Regions from separate parts of the Homo sapiens genome. Here all the other regions are linked to region 1. The links are chromatin contacts, found by Hi-C or POLR2A ChIA-PET in ENCODE. All regions are on one chromosome and are shown on one strand. Each heading gives the region's core, a stretch centred on a gene start or an enhancer-like site at or near the end of the contact. The rest is flanking DNA. Distances are from core to core; before and after follow the strand shown.

The links. Hi-C counts contacts between places; a loop is a spot of excess contacts on that map. ChIA-PET counts read pairs that join two places held with the same protein, here RNA polymerase II (POLR2A). Pooled maps may share reads with other maps.
Region 2: a loop to region 1 is called in a map with no recorded cell type, with 6 times the contacts of the local background. The contact joins two enhancer-like sites. A Hi-C loop is called at or near these places in 2 of 37 single-sample maps with no recorded cell type and 4 of 50 pooled maps.
Region 3: a pooled map shows a loop between it and region 1 (7-fold over the local background). The contact joins two enhancer-like sites. A Hi-C loop is called at or near these places in 3 of 37 single-sample maps with no recorded cell type and 6 of 50 pooled maps.
Region 4: a map with no recorded cell type shows a loop between it and region 1 (5-fold over the local background). The contact joins two enhancer-like sites. A Hi-C loop is called at or near these places in 5 of 37 single-sample maps with no recorded cell type and 5 of 50 pooled maps. POLR2A ChIA-PET finds 5 or more read pairs at or near these places in 1 of 52 experiments (activated B cell).
Region 5: a pooled map shows a loop between it and region 1 (25-fold over the local background). The contact joins the promoter of PTMA here to the enhancer-like site in region 1. A Hi-C loop is called at or near these places in 5 of 37 single-sample maps with no recorded cell type and 8 of 50 pooled maps. POLR2A ChIA-PET finds 5 or more read pairs at or near these places in 2 of 52 experiments (B cell and activated CD8-positive, alpha-beta memory T cell).
Region 6: a loop to region 1 is called in a pooled map, with 5 times the contacts of the local background. The contact joins two enhancer-like sites. A Hi-C loop is called at or near these places in 3 of 37 single-sample maps with no recorded cell type and 9 of 50 pooled maps. POLR2A ChIA-PET finds 5 or more read pairs at or near these places in 1 of 52 experiments (naive thymus-derived CD4-positive, alpha-beta T cell).

What each region holds. Positions count from the first base shown.
Region 1 is chr2:233,079,899-233,082,975 of GRCh38, forward strand. All of the region lies in intron 2 of INPP5D (inositol polyphosphate-5-phosphatase D), which reads left to right. Among named protein-coding and RNA genes, the nearest start is that of INPP5D, 21 kb to the left of the region's middle. RefSeq lists enhancers at 1,806-1,895, 2,406-2,555. Within about 2 kb of position 1,478, at least 12 of the 41 ENCODE cell types and tissues checked have a DNase peak (open chromatin) inside an H3K27ac peak, as active enhancers do; they include B cell, where a contact is called at or near this core.
Region 2 is chr2:231,544,023-231,547,099 of GRCh38, forward strand. The region is part of intron 3 of LOC105376787 (a long non-coding RNA gene); the gene reads left to right. Among named protein-coding and RNA genes, the nearest start is that of NMUR1, 15 kb to the left of the region's middle. RefSeq lists silencers at 1,549-1,778, 1,576-1,870 and an enhancer at 1,879-2,078. Within about 2 kb of position 1,594, at least 20 of the 41 ENCODE cell types and tissues checked have a DNase peak (open chromatin) inside an H3K27ac peak, as active enhancers do.
Region 3 is chr2:231,603,256-231,606,332 of GRCh38, forward strand. No RefSeq gene overlaps it. Among named protein-coding and RNA genes, the nearest start is that of TEX44, 12 kb to the left of the region's middle. RefSeq lists silencers at 1,179-1,478, 1,609-1,898. Within about 2 kb of position 1,561, at least 35 of the 41 ENCODE cell types and tissues checked have a DNase peak (open chromatin) inside an H3K27ac peak, as active enhancers do.
Region 4 is chr2:231,660,480-231,663,556 of GRCh38, forward strand. No RefSeq gene overlaps it. Among named protein-coding and RNA genes, the nearest start is that of PTMA, 47 kb to the right of the region's middle. RefSeq lists a silencer at 1,526-1,725 and enhancers at 1,839-2,133, 2,066-3,077. Within about 2 kb of position 1,537, at least 35 of the 41 ENCODE cell types and tissues checked have a DNase peak (open chromatin) inside an H3K27ac peak, as active enhancers do.
Region 5 is chr2:231,707,010-231,710,086 of GRCh38, forward strand. It overlaps PTMA (prothymosin alpha), which reads left to right and starts at 1,516. Exons shown (of 5, transcript NM_002823.5): 1 at 1,516-1,742. The coding sequence starts at 1,698. RefSeq lists enhancers at 1-286, 926-1,563, 1,564-2,202, 1,565-1,624, 2,203-2,840 and silencers at 925-1,324, 1,845-2,024, 2,455-2,764.
Region 6 is chr2:234,307,359-234,310,435 of GRCh38, forward strand. No RefSeq gene overlaps it. Among named protein-coding and RNA genes, the nearest start is that of LINC01891, 150 kb to the right of the region's middle. RefSeq lists an enhancer at 1,685-1,824. Within about 2 kb of position 1,618, at least 5 of the 41 ENCODE cell types and tissues checked have a DNase peak (open chromatin) inside an H3K27ac peak, as active enhancers do.

The sequences.
Region 1 (3,077 bases), core at 228-2,727:
TCAAAATGTGCAAAACTTGCAGTTCATTTTTTAATATTTTTTATTTTTGAGACAGAGTTTCACTCTTGTCACCCAGGCTGGAGTGCAGTGGCGCCATGTCGGCTCCCTGCAACCTCCACCTCCCAGGTTCAAGTGATTCCCCTGCCTCAGTCTCCCTAGTAGCTGGGATTATAGGTGCCCGCCACCATGCCCGGCTGATTTTTGTATTTTTGGTACAGATGGGGTTTCTCCATGTTGGCCAGGCTGGTCTTAAACTCCTGACAGCGAATGATCTGCCCACCTCGGCCTCCCAAAGTTCTGGGATTATAGGCATGAGCCACCCCGCCAGGCTGCAGTTAAATTTAAAAACAAAAATCAGCTGCACCCGTCCAAGCCCGGGAAGGCCACCCTAAGCACGGTTTACTAAAGCCTTTGTTTCGCCACAAAATGTGACAACTGAGTGTGTGGAAGCCAGGAAAGCTATTGTTATCTGGCTACATGAAGAGCACATGGAGGTGGCAAGAAGGAAGGAGACAAAGTTTCCACATCCCGGGTGTGTGTGTGTGTGTGTGTGTGTGCACGTGACAGAGAGAGAGAGAGAGAGATGCTCAGTTCTCAGGGACTAGAGTAAGAGGCACAGCAGTGCATCCACGTCCCAAGCAGAGTAGCCGGGGTCGACAAAGGTTTGGATATCATGTCATGGAAGAGCAATGACGGCGTTGGAGGAGTTTGTTTGAAAAGAAAGTGGAAGTGGGAGGGGAGAGGCAGGGTACACTCTTCAGTTTCAAAGCTTGAAGGGAATGATTCATTTTGTGCTAACTAGGATGCAGTAGTAGACAGGGAGCTGGACTCAAGGTGTGGGGAGACCACAGGCAAGTCCCTGGAGGCAAAAATCCTCCAGAAGTTGTCAAGAGGGAGAGCGTGGTGAGCAGAACGCCCCTCAGGAAGACAGCTTATGAGGATGGAAGGAATTGCTTCGAGGAGCGATGTGATTGAGAGAGGCCCAAGGGGCATGTGTGATGCAGCCCGGTCCAGGGGCATTTGCTGCGAGGCCTCCTTAGGAGATGCGAGTTTAGGCTCAAGCAGAACCACTCCCTGCGTAGTTAGGCTGGCATTGCTGCCGGCTGCCTCATCCTCCTGCCCCTGAGTCCACTGCAGCCTCTAAGGCACATCTGCTGAAGGCTTTCCACTGGCCTAGGGCGCCCGCAGGTTTGGCCTGGTTCTTAGCAGTCACCAGGAGCAGATGTTGGCACACCTAGTACGAGAAGGTCCTTTCCAGCGCTTGGCAGCTATTTGCCATGGGAATGTCTGTCTCTGACAGGGGCTCTTCACCATGTGTGGGATGTGAGCAGCGGAGGGGAGCCCTGTCTGGGGCAGGCAGTTGGCCTCAATGACCTCTACCATTTTTTTCAAGTCTAGGAGGGCATGAGCTTTTCTGGCAGAGTTGGCATCTGTGATAGGTGGTTTGCTGAGAGGAGTCGGCAAACTCTCTTAAGTTAAAAGTTGGTCGATGCTTTTGATCTTTTTTCCCTTTGTGGTTTCTTCTCTTCCTTCAAAGTGAAGAAAACTTTAAGTATGACTGGAAAAGACATGACTCTGTGGCTTCTAGTAGAGTCGGCACCCGCCGCCTGTAAATGTGTAGACTGCGTCTCCGGTTTGCCCCTCTCTGTCACCATCATACTCTTGCTACTGTGACATCTTGTGACCCTGGGAACTGCTGATGAAATCCGGGGCCTCATCAGGCTACTGGGCAGGGGGTGGTGGTGGTGCAGGGAACAGAAACTCGCCTTGGCTGACTCTGTAAGGGGTAAGGGGTGGGCAGCCTTTGTGGAGATGTGCAGAGCCAGGAAGGAGAAGGCCGCCCTAGGGCCTTGGAACCAGAAGAGCATGGGGTCTGCACGCAGCTTCTCCCATGGATCAGCTCTTCTCTGTGGGGCCGCTCTTCCCAGCCAGCAGCCTCCCTTCTCAGTCCCCAGTCCTAAGAAGGAGTCTGATGGCTCAGCCTCCACGGCTTTCTCCGCATGAGCCACTCAGGGGCTGCCAGTCTGTGTATGAATCGGCTGTCTTGGAGCAGGTACCCCCCTCTGCCTCTCAGAGATGGGGACAGAGTCGTGGGGGCAGCGTGCCTCCTTAAGGTCTCCGCTTAGCCAGGACAGTGGGCGGGCAGCTTTCAGAGAAGATGGGCGGCTCTGCTGGACTTCTCTGCTCCTGACCCCGGCACTAGATCTGTGACCTCCGCAGTAGCTGACATGGTACAGGGAGCTGTGGACCTAGGTGGTCTGAAGAGGTTTTCCTTCAAGGTGAATTAAAGGGGAATTCTCATAGGATTCTCCCAGGTGGACTCACCTTCGAAAATCTACCTCCAAGAGTAAATGACAGCAGACGTCCACTGAGGACCAAGTGCACACTCATGCCCAATTAAGCAGACTCAGAGCCCTTCGGGGAAGCTTTAGCAGTTATTGATCTCTGCCTATTTTAACTCAAGTTCCTCTTTTCATGTTGAGGCAAAACCTCACAGTCTTTTCTGAGCTTAGCCACAGTTTCTAAATAACTCATTCCTGACACCTGAGCCTGTTCAGTGCCACCAGAATACGAGGCTCCCCAAAATAAGAATCTGGCCTGAAATTTTGCCAAGTGAAGCACCGAAAGGCTTTCATTGTTTCTTAGTTTAGTAACTTTAGCTCTTTTCCTGGGGACTTCTGTTCTCTTGTCAACACCAAAGATCTCATCTTTGTTCTTTGCAGACCAACTTCATGGAGTTGGCCCACGTGTCATAGCCCATGACAGCCCTGTATCAATCAGGGAGAGGAGCTGCCTCACCTGGGGGACTCTTTTCTCTCACTCCATCTTTCACAGACTTAAAAAAAATCCGAGATGGGAGGGCAGGATGCAAACTGTAACTTCATCCAACCCCCTCGTTCTAAATATGAGTGTTGCTGAGAACTGCGGAAGTTGGAACTCACAGCCAGGCCTCCCGGCCTCCCCGGCTAAGCTTTCTTCCTTCCAATCCAGAAGGTGTTTCCAAGCCTGTCTGGAGTCCCCTGGGGAAGGATGAGCCCAGGACTCTGCCCAGAGGGACAGGGAGACAGGGCAATGTG
Region 2 (3,077 bases), core at 344-2,843, 1.5 Mb before region 1:
TGGTGAGCCAAAATCGTACCACTGCACTCCAACCTGGGCAACAAGAGCGAAACTCTGTCTCAAAACAAAACAACAACAACAAACACAACACTGTACTGTACACTTTCGATGGGTATGTGAATTATGTATCAATAAAACTGTTTTTAAAAATACACCAGGCACAGTGGCTCATGCCTATGATCCCAGCACTTTGGGAAGCCAAGGCGGGTGGATCACTTGAGGCCAGGAGTTTGAGACCAACCTGGCCAACATGGTGAAACCCTGTCTCTACCAAAAATACAAAAATTAGCAGGGTGTGGTGGCACATGCCTATAATCCCAGCTACTCTGGCAGCTGAGGCAAGAGGTTACAGTGAGCTGAGATCACGCCACTGCACTCCAGCCTGGGCAAGAGAGCCAGACCCTGTCTCAAAAAATAAATAATAAATAAAAATAAAAATAGGTAACAAATGCACCACAGCTTCCTTGTCCCTGGGCGGGACAATTCTAAGCCATGTTCCACAGGGTATCTCAGGGGGTCCCCACCGTGTTGCCTGCCCATAGTCCTGACTGGCCTGGGAATGAATACACACTTCATTTTCTGTTGTTTTTTTTTTGACACGGAGTCTCGCTCCGTCACCCAGGCTGGAGTGCAGTGGCGCGATCTCGGCTCACTGCAAGCTCCGCCTCCCAGGTTCACGCCATTCTCCTGTCTCAGCCTCCCAAGCAGCTGGGACCACAGGTGCACACCACCATGCCTGGCGATTTTTTTTTTTTTTTTGAGATGGAGTCTTGCTCTGTCGCCCAGGCTGGAGTGCAGTGGCGTGATCTTGGCTCACTGCAAGCTCCGTCTCCCAGGTTCACGCCATTCTCCTGCCTCAGCCTCCCAAGTAGCTGGGACTACAAGTACCCACCACCACGCCTGTCTAATTTTTTCTATTTTTAGTAGAGACAGGGTTTCACCATGTTAGCCAGGATGGTCTCGATCTCCTGACCTCGTGATCCGCCCGTCGAGGCCTCCCAAAGTGCTGGGATTACAGGCGTAAGCCACCGCTCCCGGCCACTGCAATTTTTTTTTTTTTTTTTTTTTTGTATTTTTAGTAGAGATGAGGTTTCACTGTGTTAGCCAGGGTGGTCTGGATCTCCTGACCTCGTGATCCGCCCACCTCGGCCTCCCAAAGTGCGGGGATTACAGGCGTGAGCCACCGGGCCCAGCCAGAATGCACACTTCATTTTCTTTCTTCTCTTCGTTATCTCTCTTCCTCCACCCCCTCACCATGCTTTCTGGGCTTACGTATCAAATAAACGATTTCATCAAGTTCATGCTTCCAGGTCTTCCTTTTGAAGAAACCCAAGCCACAGCAATCCCCCTTGTTGGGCTGGAAATCAAGAAACCCCTTGGGGTAGAGCTGACCCTGAGCCCTGTCTGTAGGGAAACTGGCCAGGAGTGCTGTCCCCCTGGCTGACTGCCCAAGGCGTGGAGCAAAGTCAAGAACAGCCACAGAGCTGTCCTCAGCCATCAGGCATCCACCTGATGTGATTTGCACACAGGCTGACACACATTTTCAGGCCTGGGAACAGTAGCAGGGACCGTTAAACAGTCAGGCCCTGTCACTGCCCCTTACCCCAGAGGCAAGCTGTGTGGGACGTGTTCACTTCCCCTGAAGCTTATTTTGCCTCTTCCTGTGGCTGGGCTGTATCTGACCACACAAACCACCAAGACTGAGACAAATGAGTTTACGGAAGGGTGTGGGGCAGAGTTCAGCAGAGTCTGTGGGAAGGGTCAGACTCCTTGACTGTGATCTTCAACTCTCCGATTAAGAGAAGGCAAAGATTGCACAGCCAAGACTTGAAATTAGGGAACCAGGAACACCCTTCTGGCCCCTCACAGAAGAGGTGTATTCATTTGCCAGGGCTGCCACAACAAAATATCACAGGCTGGGTGGATAAACAACAGACATTTATCTTCTCCTAGTTCTAGAGACTGAAGTCCAAGATCAAGATATCGGTAGATTTGGTTTCTCCGGAGGCCTCTCTCCTTGGCTTGCAGGCGACCATCTTCTCTCTCCCGGGTCTTCTTAGGGTCTTTCTGTGCACACACATATCTGTGTCCTAATCTCTTCTCATAAGGACGTGAGCCATATTGCACTAAGGCCCACCCCTGTAAACTTATTTTACCGTAATTACCTCTTTTCAGGCCCTATCTCCCAATACAGTCATATTCCAAGGTACTGAAGGTTAACACTTCAACACAGGAATTTGGGGGTGATGTAGCTCAGCCCATAACAAGGGGAAAGGAGGCACAGGGACCAGTGCAATGAGGCGTCCTCTGCCCAGCGAGGCCCCTGTCATTTTGGCTGTGAACTCACTGACCGCCACCCTAAGCACAGGCCAAGAGTCAAAAGGCAGAGAGGAGAGCTATGGGCTCAACACGGCCTCCGCCACTGGCCTCCAGGCAGAGATTGGGAAATGAATGCCCGGAATTTTATTCTTTCACAAATTCAGCCCTGTTCAGCCTCCGTCAAACGCCCTCATCTTCAACCCAAAGACAGTTGGTCAATGTTAATGTTCCCAACACTCACATACAGGGTTGCTCAGAGCAACAACACCAGAGAGCCTCAGGCTGGCTCAAAGATTGCAGGAGTTGATCATATAATAAGGATTTTGATTTTATGTTTTATATATTTTACTGAGATGTTAGTTTTACATGCCAACTTGGCTAGGCCAAGCTAATAACTAGTACCCAGTTTTTGTTTGTTTGTTTTTGTTGTTGTTGTTTTGAAACAGAGTCTCACTTTGTTGCCCAGGCTAGAGTGCAATGGCACAATCTTGGCTCACTGCAACCTCCACCTCCCAGCTTCAAGCAATTCTCCTGCCTCAGCCTCCCAAGTAGCTGGGGCTACAGGTGCGCACCACTACATCCAGTTAATTTTTATTTTTTTAATTTTTTATTCGTTTATTTATTTATTTTTTATTTTTTTGAGATAAAGTCTCACTCTGTCGCCCAGGCTGGAGTGCAGTGGCGCGATCTCGGCTCACTGCAAGCTCTGCCTCCCGGGTTCACGCCATTCTCCTGCCTCAGCTTCCCGAGTAGCTGGG
Region 3 (3,077 bases), core at 311-2,810, 1.5 Mb before region 1:
CCTAGGGGGAAGGACCCTGGTTGGCCCAGCCTGGATCCTGTCAGAGCAGGCTGCTCCCAGAAAGGGGAAGGAGGGGCCCAAAGCAGCCTGTCCCTTGTGGCTCCCCTAAGTCCCCCACTGCAAGGGACACTGTCCTAACCCCCATCCCTCCTATATCTGAAGGTTCCCCAGCAGATAAAAGTTGCCTTTCCCACAAAAATAGGCCAGGACTCCAGATGGGGTCCGATGTTTGCCTAATGCCACACAGAGCCCACACCTAGGTTCTGGGACCCGGGGTATGCCTCCCACAACACACAAACTTGCCTGTGAATGCCCTGCACACAACCAGAACCTTCCTTTAAACACGTGCTTTGGAAAGAGCAAGGCACTCAGATCTTTCTGTACTCATCCCCCCAACCCCATGGATTCAAATATATTCCTTTGCATCTCTAAATTTTAAATGTCAAACAATGAGGAAATAGAATTCACCTAAAATTCTGCCTTGGCTACTCACCTCCTGTATTTTATTAGTACTTTTCAAAATACAGTCTTTGGGGAGGAAAAACACCTCCCACCAATGGGCTCACCACACTGAACTTGAACAAGGCACTCAGGGTCCCTCAGTAAGAGATGGTTAGGATTACCCCAGCAGCAGATGGGTAAGTCGAGGCACAGCAGGGCAGGGGCATGGTGGCCGATTGCCGGTGGCCCCTGCGCAGGTTCTGGGCCTTGCGTCCCAGTCTGGGTTCTGGCTTCAGCACTTTATATTCTGCTGCGGCGGGAACAGCCTAAGAACAGAAACTTGGAGGTGGTCAGTGCAGACCCTTCTGGCCCCAATGCCCTCTTCACCCAGGGGTGGCCTGGCCTGGCCTGACTGCCCCGACTGCCCCCAACCCCAGGCAGCGGTGGAGGAGAGGGATGTCACACAGCACAAACGCCGGCGGAGGGGCCACAGGAGTGGGGAGAGCAACCAGGGATGAAGCAGAGTGGGGTGCGCAGGCCTCGCGTCTCCTCCCCCAGGGCAGGTGGCCAAGCTCAGAGATTTCCTGGGTGATTAGGGGGAGGGGCGCGAAAACGCCCCTTGCTGCCACCTGCTCCTTGTTGCCAGAGCAGGAACCCAGGTTGGGGCTTGGGGAGCAAATGAGGCTGGGACAGAGCACGGGGCAGTCAGATGGGGTGAGGCGAACAAAGGCCTCTCTCTGCGAGAGAAATCCCGACTGGCTGCGGGGCGCACTCAGGCCACAATGGGGCTTTCTCCGGCCACAGGCGGCCCGGCCAGCCTGAGGGCAAGGCAGGGCGTCTGCGCTGCCGCGGGCCAGGCGGCACCGCTTCCGCGAGGGAAGAGCAGCTCCCGTGTCGGGGCCGGAGCTGGGGCCGAGGCTCCGAGGCGGGACCAAGGGCGCGGGTGGCCGACGGGGCCTGCAAGACCGGCCGAGCACCCCCAGCCCCAGCCCGGCCCGGCCCAGCAGGCCCGGCCCAGCAGGCCCGGCCCAGCAGGCCCGGCCCAGCAGGCCCGGCCCCGCCGTCTCCATGGCGACCGTGACCTCAACGCCTGGGCGGGGAGGGAGAGGCTGAGCCGGTTGCTGCGCGACGGCCCAGTGACGTCAGACAATTGAGTTTGGTTCCCAAGGCAACTGGCCGGGCAGCTGGGCCGGGAACTATTTGTGTCTGTCCCCAGAGGGGCTGCGGAGCCTCCAGGGTCTGGCGCAGCTGAGGAAATGCGCTCCTGGCCCGGGGCAGGCGGGGGCCGGGACACAGAGGCCCTTTCAGCCCCGGAAGGCTGCGGGCCCGGGCGGGGCGGGGCGGCACCCTCCAGGAGGACGCCCGGCCTTCTCCCCACTTCTGCCTGGGAGGCCCCTGGCCCGCCGGGCTTTGTCCTATTTATAAACGTGCTCCTGAGTAAACTCCCTGAAGAAAGGGGCCTCTGTGTGCGGCAGCCCGGCCCACAGCGCCGCCCTCAGCACACAGTAGGCGCTCAGCATGGCCTTCTCATGGGACTGAGGACAAGCACCGATCCTTGGGAGCTGCCAGGCGCCTCCAGCACCCAGAACCCCTGACATCGAGCGCCTGGACACCTGTTCCCGAAGCCCTGTGAGCTGATGGGCTACGTAACCTCTGGGCCGCAATGCTAGAATAAAATGCATGGACACTTGTTCCAAAACGATGGAGGGACGGTGTGGGAAACAGGCCCCAGCCCTGTCGACTGAGGGTGAATGCACGAGTGAAAGTGACAATACATGGGTAAACTGAGGCAGGCGGCATCAGCCGTAGAGGAGAGAGGATGAGGTTCCAACCTGGGGTGTAAGAGAAACAAGATGCTACAGGAGCAGAAGGGCCATCAGCTGTGCTAAGATAAAGCAGGGACCTAAATTTGGGCCTGAGAGCTGGTCCAGGCCTGCCAGTGGCAGTGGCTCAAGACGTGGGGCGCTGTGACTGGGTCTCAGACCCAGTGATGCCACCAACCCAGGCTTCTCCCAGGCTCCTCCCCCAGTAGCACTCTGTCACTACAGGGTGACATCCAGGCCCTTCACGATCTGTCTCCAGGGAGCCACCACCTCCCCCAGCCCAACAGGCCAAGCACTGACATCCAAACCAACTGACTACCCAGGAGCCTGGGCATGCTTTGTCCGTCTGGCCCAGGGAGGCATCTGCCCATCCCTGTGAATAGCAGCGTCTCTCCTCAACAGTCAGTGACTGCCTTCTGACAGCCTGACCAGGGGGTCTGAGTGCGAGAGGCATCTGGCATCTCTGAAAAAGCAGCTCCAGCCTGGCTTCCAGGGCAGGGACTCTCCACTGCCAGATCTGCAGACTCTCCACCACCAGGGCGCCTACTGCAGTTGGGAAAAGCCTCAGATCTATGTCCTCTCCTGTCTGGGTGGAGCAGGCACCATGATCCCTGTTTCATGCACAAGGACATTGATGCGCAGGGACTACAGGACTTGTCCAAGGATGCACCCGAGCCCACGTCCCACCTAGGTTCCCCAGTCTCTCCCAGACAATCCCTCAGAAAACAGTCCTGGGCCCAGGAACCAGAGCTGCTGAGCAGGCCCAGCTACGTAATTTGTGGAGCCCAGTGCAAATTGAAAATTTGAGACCCT
Region 4 (3,077 bases), core at 287-2,786, 1.4 Mb before region 1:
CTCGAACTCTTGACCTCAAGTGATCCACCCATCTCGGTCTCCCAAAGTATTGGGATAACAGTCGTGAGCCACTGCACCCGGCCACCTTGTTAAAGTTTTAAAAAGAGAAATAAGGATGGACACAATTAAAAGATCATATAGACCTTAAGGACTTGGAAACTGAGGTTGCAAGTCAGACACCTCAACTTGGATGAAGGATCTCTGCTCCGCTATTAGTTTATGAATTTGGGCAAGGCTAATAACCTTAAAATCTCAGCTGCTTCAGGTATCAATGACGAATGATCCCTGCCCTCTGCCTTCTACTTTGACCCCATTCTGACCTGCAAAAATGCCGTTCCTCATAATCCTCAAATGAGCTGCGGAAACTTGAAAGGTAATTGTGACCTGCGAATGTGCTACTGACTACTGAGACCCTGTAGGAAAAAATAAAGGGAGGGAGGAATACGGATACTTTTCCTTCCAACCCCATGACCTGATCACAAGAGTTATGTGCATTCTGGATCCCAAGTCACCAGATAACTAACATTCTAACCTTTGAACGTGGTCTCTCAACTGGCCGGGACCTAGCTCTCCCCAGAGACCGTGAGAAACTGGCAGTTGACCGGCTCCTCTGAGCCTGCTGAGTTTTTTTCTATTTGCCCAACCACAGCTCTGCCAGAGAAGCAAAAACTGCTCCAGTATGTATGTAAACCATGAACCAAACTTCCTAATGCACGGAAGAGCGCTGGCAGGAACCATGCCACTGAATCAGACAGTGGCTGTACTGGAAGGTGGAAAAGACTATTCGTCCTTTCGCGTCCTTTAAGTACTTCTGTACTTATCTCTGTGTGTCAGTTCTTCCACGTGGACCTGGTTATGAAAGTTAATGCACTTAAAACAGGGCCTGGCATACTGCAAACGGAAGGTGAACACTACCATTCTTTCTTTCAAAAATTTCTACTGGCCGGGCGCGGTGGCTCACACCTGTAATCTCAGCACTTTTGGAGGCTGAGGCGGGCAGATCACGAGGTCAATATATCGAGACCATCCTGGCCAACATGGTGAAACCCCTTCTCTACTAAAAATACAAAAATTAACTGGGCGTGGTGGTGGGCGCCTGTAGTCCCAGCTCATAGGGAGACTGACGCAGAATTGCTTGAAAGCGGGAGGCGGAAGTTGCAGTGAGCTGAGATCGCGCCACTGAACTCCAGCCTGGGCAACGACAGCGAAACTCCGTCTCAAAAACAAACTTCTACCAAGAACTTGTATTAGTTTTATGGCTAAGGTTTGCTTTTAAACATTTTCTTGATCATTGTTTTACAGGAACATCTCTTTAATGGAAATTTTTAAACTTATTTTTGCCTCCCCCAAATCCATAACCCCAATTTGAAGTAGAAAGTTGCAAACTATGGGGATGAATTTGCGGAAGGGTATGTCTTTTCTTTTTCTATGAACAACTCAGAATCACATCTCAAAAGGTGTAGGCACTTTCAAGAACGCTTCATCCGCCCGCTTTAAGCACGCGCACCGACGAAAGAGTTTGGGGAGCGAGCGCCTCGGGCTTCCCCGGAGGGGAATTTTCACCCCCGCCAGAGGAAGAGGGCCCAGCTGCGCCATTAGCGCGTGCGAGGGAAAATGGAGGCTCCTGGTCCCACCCGCGCACCGGCGCCTGCGCCCTGGGCGCCCACCCCGGCCCGCGAGGCGGCCACGGCCGGAGAGAGAGGGCAAGGGAACCAGTGCCGTGTCGCGCCCCACCCTGCGCCCGAGCGCAGTGCCGGCGAGCCCGGCTCCGGCCCTTGAGAGTCCGCTCCAGGCCGCTCCACACCACGAGCCGCTCCGCAAGTTTGCAGCGCTCCGTGCTTTCCCTCCAGCCCTTTGTGTTCTAGCGCGCGTCGGAAGGAACGCGGGAACGCGCGCCGTGCTGTGCGCCTGCGCAAGGGTTCAGGCGGTGCGCCAAGCCTGGAGTCAAGAGTGGGCGAGGCTCTCGGCCGCTCCGCCCCGGGCCGCCTTCGCTCCGCCCCTCGCCCGCCATTTCGTGCTCCGCCGCGTCTCCCGCGTCTGGGGCGCGGCTTCCGCGTGATGGACGCCCGGAAGCCGGCACAACAAATGCCCAAGCGCCAGGGCTTCGCTGTCTGCAGGTCCTTCCGCTGCCCGCGGAGCGAAGATGGCGCCTAGAGCTTGCAGCGTTGCCCAAATATGGGGGGAATTAGGCGCCTCTACCTCCTCAAGAAGGGTCTGCCGGCTGACCTCGGGGGTGTGCACGTCCTTCTGTGTGCAGAACCCTGGGGCGTGCGCCTTTCTGTATGTGCACAACCTCGGAAGTGTGCGCATACCCTTGCTTACACTCCCTAGCACGCACACCAAAACTCTGGCATGCACGAACCCGCGGGTTTCCATGTTTTCGTATGTGCACGACCTCGAGGATGTACTTGGACCCGAGAATGTCCGCATTTGTGTTTGCACAGGTCCGGGTGTGCACGGACACGTGCATTCAGGAATGTAGTGGTTCACAGAAGCCGCTGTTTGCGCGGCCCGGGGATGTACGTGGACCCTCGAGTGCTAGCCCCGCCTCCGCTGTCTGTGGCCCGCGAACACGATCTTGTTTCCGGCCTGTTTTGGATTCATTTGCACTTGCCCAGTTTACATGCAAAGCATAATCTGCCGACCACCCCAAGCAATTTTTAATCTTTCCTTCGTTCTTTCTTCACTGATTTTTTGGCTCCTGCCCTGGACCCAACTTTGCACTTGGGCGCACACGGTGATAGTGACGCAGAGCATGAAGCCAGTGGGAGAAACGCCTAGAAATAGGCAGTTAGGACAACCTGAGACCACTGTGAAGGAGGCGCTTGGCTTGTCAATGACAGGGGAAGCGGCCTGGAGGAAGCCGTGAGCCGAGACCAGGGCATGGGGTAGAGGGAATAGGGTAATGGGCCCAGGACTGTTTGGGGAGGCATTCAGTCTCATTTGAGAGGATGGTGGGTGGAAGCAGAGGAGGCAGGTCATGGAGAGGAGTGTGTGGGGAAGGGACCTGTTGGTGAGGCTCGGGGGGCAGAAGACTTGGGCAGGCGTCTGAAGTGAGAGCTCGCATGGACTGGCCT
Region 5 (3,077 bases), core at 266-2,765, 1.4 Mb before region 1:
TCCCACACTCCGGGTTTTCCCCATTCCCAGCTCGGCTGCAACCGAGAGACAGACGGAAGAAACTGCCAATGGAAGGACGCAAAGCGTCAACTTTGTGTTCGCCCGCCACTCTCGGCCAATGTGCGCTCGTGTCTCCGGAGTCCCGCCTTCCGTGTCGGGCGCCCCCTTTTGGCAGCACAGGGACGAACCCTACGTCTCGCCATCTTGTGTGTGGCACAGGTAAATTTCTGGACTATCTTTCCACCTATTCTGGTCCTTTTTCCCACACAACCGATTTCTTAGTTCGACAGCTAAGTGCGGTGGCGATAAGGCCAGCGTAGCCTGTTGTTCTCGGATCGCCCACGTGAGCTAGATCGCTACGTCACGCCACGCTTGCCGAGCCCGGCGCCATCTTGAGTGTGGCGTTTTGATGCTCCCCTTTCTCGGGGCTCCGCATGGTTCTCTAAATGGTCCCCCAAATTTCAGGTAGTCCCCAAAGATTAGCCCAACTGGCTCCAGAGACGATGATTTTTCCCGAGGAACTCTGTAATGTTCATGTGCCCATCGCAGTCCAGCAGTGGGGTGGGAGAAGGGTAGACTCGATGGCCCGGCAGGCCCCTGGAGGAGGCTGCCCTGAGGCTGTCGCGACGGCAGTGACCGCTCGGGACAGACCCTAACTAGAAACCTAGAATGAGGGGACCGCTATGCCGTGCGGGGCCCGCGGGCTGTCCCACTCGAGGGCTGGAGCCGGCATCGCGCATCGAGTCCGCTTGATACATGAATCCGTGTGTGCTTGGGACGGTGCCCGCTTGTCGACTGACTTGGCCGACGGACGCCGGACCTGATGGTGGGCAATCGAGGTCGCCTGCCCACAGGACTAGGGGTGCCCTGCCCTGGGAGGGCGCGAGGGCATGGCAGAGGGACGGGGCGGCCCAGGTGCCCGGGTCTCGGCCTCGTGACCTCGTTGCTCGTCGTGGGGCTGCCGTCCACTTGCACTGGGACAATCCTTGGTCCAAGGCGCCCAGGCGCGGGGGGCGGGCACCTCCGCGGGCACTGCGCTGGGCACCGCCCGGGGCGAGCGCGGCCCAGCACCCCGCCTTCCCCTCCCCCGCGCTGGCAGCCGTCGTGTGCCCGCCGCCCCCTCTTCCCTCCCCCTCCTTCCGAGCAGCCGCGGGGAGGGCGGGAGAGGGAGGGAAGGGGGTTGGGCGGGCAGCTTTGCCGCGCTTTGGCTTTCTGCGTCAGCAGCCCCAGCAAAACAGCTGCGGGAGCGCGCGTCCGGAACGCGCTCGCGCACCCCTCCCCCGCGCCCTCGGCCCTGCTGAGACCCGGCAAACTCCGGCCTTGAATGACAGTGCGATCGGCGACTGCGCAGCGCGGGACGCGCCGGGGCACTGCCGCTTTAAGCACGCTTGTCCATTGTTCGGAATCGAGCCAATGAGCGAGCGCCCGCTCCCTGCGCTCAGCCAATAGCGGCCGGGCATGGGAAGCCGAGCGCCGCCCACTAATCTATATTAAAGCTTCTGGCGCCGCGTGAGTCCCCCACTGGCTGCTCTGAAAAGCCATCTTTGCATTGTTCCTCATCCGCCTCCTTGCTCGCCGCAGCCGCCTCCGCCGCGCGCCTCCTCCGCCGCCGCGGACTCCGGCAGCTTTATCGCCAGAGTCCCTGAACTCTCGCTTTCTTTTTAATCCCCTGCATCGGATCACCGGCGTGCCCCACCATGTCAGACGCAGCCGTAGACACCAGCTCCGAAATCACCACCAAGGTGAGGCTGGACGCCGCCCGCCCCCTCGGGGTCCGCGCGCCGCCGCTCGGGCGGTGTTTGGCGCGCAGCAGCTGGACTGTCTCAAGCCCGCTGTTGCTCCCTCTCGCGGGGAAACGGCCCGCCCCCGGCGCGGTGCCCTCAGGCAGCCCACTCTTTGTGTGGTGCGGGGGAGGGGGCGGGAACCGCCGCGGGCAGACGTGATGCCCGTCGGGGAGTGGGCCGGGCGCCCTCGGGGGCCGAGGGCTAGGCGCGGAGGCCGGCTCACGGCCCTCGAAACTCGTCTGTGGCCGGTATGAGTGGCGGCGGGAGGAGAAGAGCCTGGCTGGGGGTCGTCGGCCCGCCGGGCGCACGGAAATAACTTTGAAACTCAAGCGCGTTGGGAATCGGAAGTGCTGGGGGGCGCGTGTTGGGGCGCGGGCCGGCCGCGGGAAGTGGCGGCGAGCGCCCGCCGGCCGCGCTGCTCTTTGTTCGGCGCCAGGCCGGCGGTTTCGCGCCCTGCAGCGGACCTGAGGTGGTTTGTCTAGACTAAGTCCCGATAAGGCGGATGGGGCGACGGGCTGGCTGGCCGCGACGTCGGCCGTCCCGGCGGAGGTGTGACGGGCTTATCCGCTTTGGGCGCTCTGGGAGGCGGGGGTGGGCGCCCTTCGAGGTGAGTGCGCCGGGAGCGGCCGCCCAGCTTCAGTCATGCACCCGCGGTGCCGGGCTTGGCTGAGGAGGCGAGAGCCCACGCGCCGCAGGGAGGAAAGAGAAAGTGAAGCGCGGCGCTGGGGCGACGATGGGCGCCCCCCGCGGCTGCCCGGGAGCACCGTGTGCGCCGCAGCTCGGGGCGACGCGGGCCAACACGGCGGCCGCGACAGGCCAATGGTAGGGTCGAACTGGGGGGGCGCCCGGGCCCCGTGGCGGGTTCACTGCCCTCGGCTATGAGGTCCTGCGCGGCTGGTGCGGCTCCGCTCCTGTTGTCGGCGCCGCCTCGGTCCCACTGCCCGCCCTGGGTAGCGTCTCCGCCCTTGGCGGGAGCGGGGCGCTCTCAGACTGACTGGCTCTTTCTTAATATTTCGGCCCTCGTCCGCGCCCGTCGTGCCCCTGCAGGGATTGGCGCGAGTCACCTTGGCGTCTCCTTAACCCTTGTGTCCCTGGCGTCATCTCTGACTCTCCCAGGGGCGACTTCTTGGCAGAGCGGAGCTCGGGGCCCGGATCTCCACAGGGGCTCTCAGTGACCCCTTCTGGACTCAGTCCGGGAATGAGTTTGTGGGGTGAGAACACCGTCCCCAGTGCGGGGCCTGGCTGTTCGATTTTCTCCGAAGCACCAAAAGGTGACTTCCCGCGAGGGCGATG
Region 6 (3,077 bases), core at 368-2,867, 1.2 Mb after region 1:
GCCCAGGCTAGAGCAGTGACCCCAGATGATCCCCCAAATGCACGAATGAACCCAGCTGAGGTCAGTCAAGTTCAGTACAGCTCAGCAGCCAACCCTCAGCTGATCCACTGACACATAAGCCACAATAATAAGTGCTCATTGTCTTAAGGTACTGAGTTTGGGATAATTTGTTACACAGCAAGAGGTAACTGATACAAGTGGCTACTATGTTAAGCTTGGGGATACCAACATGAATTAACACTAAATATCCACCTGCAAGTAACTTACAATGTAATGAGGAAGCAACAGTTACAATAAGGTAAGTGATATATGCTACTAGAGTTAGGGTTAGAGTTAGAGAACTTGAGAGGAACTTAACGGGTGCTATAAAAAAGGAACTCAATAGGTGCCATTCGGGTTCAGAGAAACAAGGCACAAACTCTGCCTTGGAGGTTAGCAAAGCCTGAGAATGAGAGTCTTGTCTACCAGTGGAGGCTCCCTTTCATTGCCTGCTTCTCAGGCAGAAAGGAAGTTTTCTCCAAAATAACACATGTGCCAAGCAAGGTGTGGACAAATAACCAGACAGCTCTGAGCATGCCCTGCATCGAACACTAGACCAATTGCTTATGGTTGGAAACAATTGAGATCAGACCCAAGGTTTGACTCACATAGGAACAAGTTAACTTCCTGGGATCCAGGGCAACAGAATCCACCTTCACCTCCAGTGGGCCATCTTGCGAAGGAAAGCTGTTGGACTCTAAAGGTGCAGTGGGGTCGGTCCATATCCATGGCCAATCCTGAGTGAGGGCCTTGCTGATGTGGAGAACCCCAGCTTAGTCACTGAGCAGGCATCTCCTTGTCCAAATACCAAGGACAGACACCGCAGGCCACCGACCACTGTAACAGCAAAATAAATTTGTTCCAGGGAAAATGCTAAACATGTGACTGATTTTTTTCCTGTAGTTCTTAAAAAAAAAAAATTCCCTGTGCATCTTGATGATGCATCATTTGTAAGATGCTTTGTTTGCCTACAGTGGTGTCTGGTGGAGGACTAGGGATGGACACTCTAATTCAGAAAGTAAAGAAAAGTAATTGACAGCTTTCCTTCTGTAATTTTGTTTGAGTTCATAAAATAGAGAATTGCTGTAAGCCTAAAAGCAACTGATGGCTGACACCAAAATCGAAACATGGATATGCTCAGCCTGACATCTTAGGAAGCCGCCAACGATACTGTGTGCAAGCCCATCACCCAGCATCTCCCTGGGTATCCCAGGCTTCTTAACCAGAGGAACTTGCACAGAGAAACCAAATTGTGGATGGTTACAGCCATGTGAGTAGGGCTGATCTATCTTTACCTGACAACTGCACATGCAAGGTTAGCCCTTGTTCTGAAGAGCAGATTCTTCTCTGAAATCTGATGCTCTTTGTCTGGACTTTTCAGAAGGAGAGAGAGCATAATGCTTAATTTTATAAGTGACTGATTTGAACTGTGTAACGTCTAGAGATATTTCTCAGAGGTTTACTATCGGTCACAAAAAATATAACATGACTCAGAGAAGAACTGATTTCCCTTTTTTGAAAAGTAGAGAAGCCACAGGGCAAACAAATGAGGCAGCTTCCCCTGGCTCATGCGGAAAGATTGACGTCAATCTCCAAGTAGCTGAGACAGCTCACGCTTGCTTGGGCTCATGAGGAAGAAGTGGAAATCTCTGTGCCACAAAACCCAAAGGCATAATGTCAAAACCCCATCTGTAAGCAGGAGAGAGCTTCAAGGCTGGATGGGCCATGGTCTGATTACAGAGCCAGTTTCACAAAAGACATGGGGTTTACAGCATCACAGGGAGAAAGAGGAGATCGTCAGTTAAATGAAAGAGAACAGTGGATAAAATGACTCTTTTAAGTGTGCTGCCTTTCAGTTCACTGGCTCACAATTTAATGGCAAATAACCAGAAAAATGCCACAAGTCGTCCTTGCTATGAAGTCTCCAAACTCTAGCTAGGTTTAATGGTGCAACATCTGCATATTTGTATTAGTCTGTTTTCATGCTGCTGATAAAGATATACCTGAGAGTGAGCAATTTACAAAAGAAAGAGGTTTAATTGGACTTATAGTTCCACATGGGTGGGGAGGCCTCACAATCATGGCGGAAGGCAAGGAAAAGCAAGTCACGTCTTACGTGGATGGCAGCAGGCAAAGAAAGAGAATTTGTGCAGGGAAACTCCCATTTTTAAAACCATCAGATCTCATGAGACTCATTCACCATCATGAGAACAGCTCAGGAAAGACCGCCCCCCACCCCCATAGTTCGATCACCTCCCCTTATGGGAATTGTGGGAGTTACAGTCAAGATGAGATTTGGGTGGGGACACAGCCAAACCATATAAATATTCCAGCTGCCACTTTGCAGAGTAAATGGTGAGAAGTGATTGGAATCTGGATATAGAGTGCAGGTCAAGCTGACAAATTTTGTATATGGTTTACATGTAGAGCATGAGAGAAAAGAGAAGGCAAGGATTACACCAAGGCCATGACCTGAACAGCTCTTGCCTCGGTGCCTCCAGGTGTGTGGGATGTGTTTGCTTTCTGCTTCTACCTTTCTGGTGCTACTATCAACTTTTTGTCCAGGAACCCCTTGTCTATGGAGTTGTGCCTTCCAGTGGTGTAGACCATCTGCTTCTTCTTCCCAAACCAGGAAACCGAAATGCCACAAAACAGCGCATGCCCTTACTGCGTGTGAAGTCCTTCGGCATTTTATCTTCTCTTCCATTAGTTGTATTTTTTAAAAAGTTTCTCAAAATCCACTACACAGATTCTCTATCCTCTATCGAGTCATGACCCACAATTTTGAAAATCACTCTTTCAGACAACACTGTATGAGAATATTTTTCCTGCTTGAAGCCAAGGGAGAAATAACACTGCTTCTATCCCCAGGCACACTCTAAAGGACACTGGAGAAAGGGGACAGAACCAGCAGCAGGTGCCCACACGTCAGGAAACACTCATCCGCTGAAACAGCTGAGCTTGCCTGGAGATTTGCAAGCAATATATCCAGGAACAACTCCTGGGCTTTTCTCCTGCTGAGCTCCCAGGATCACTCC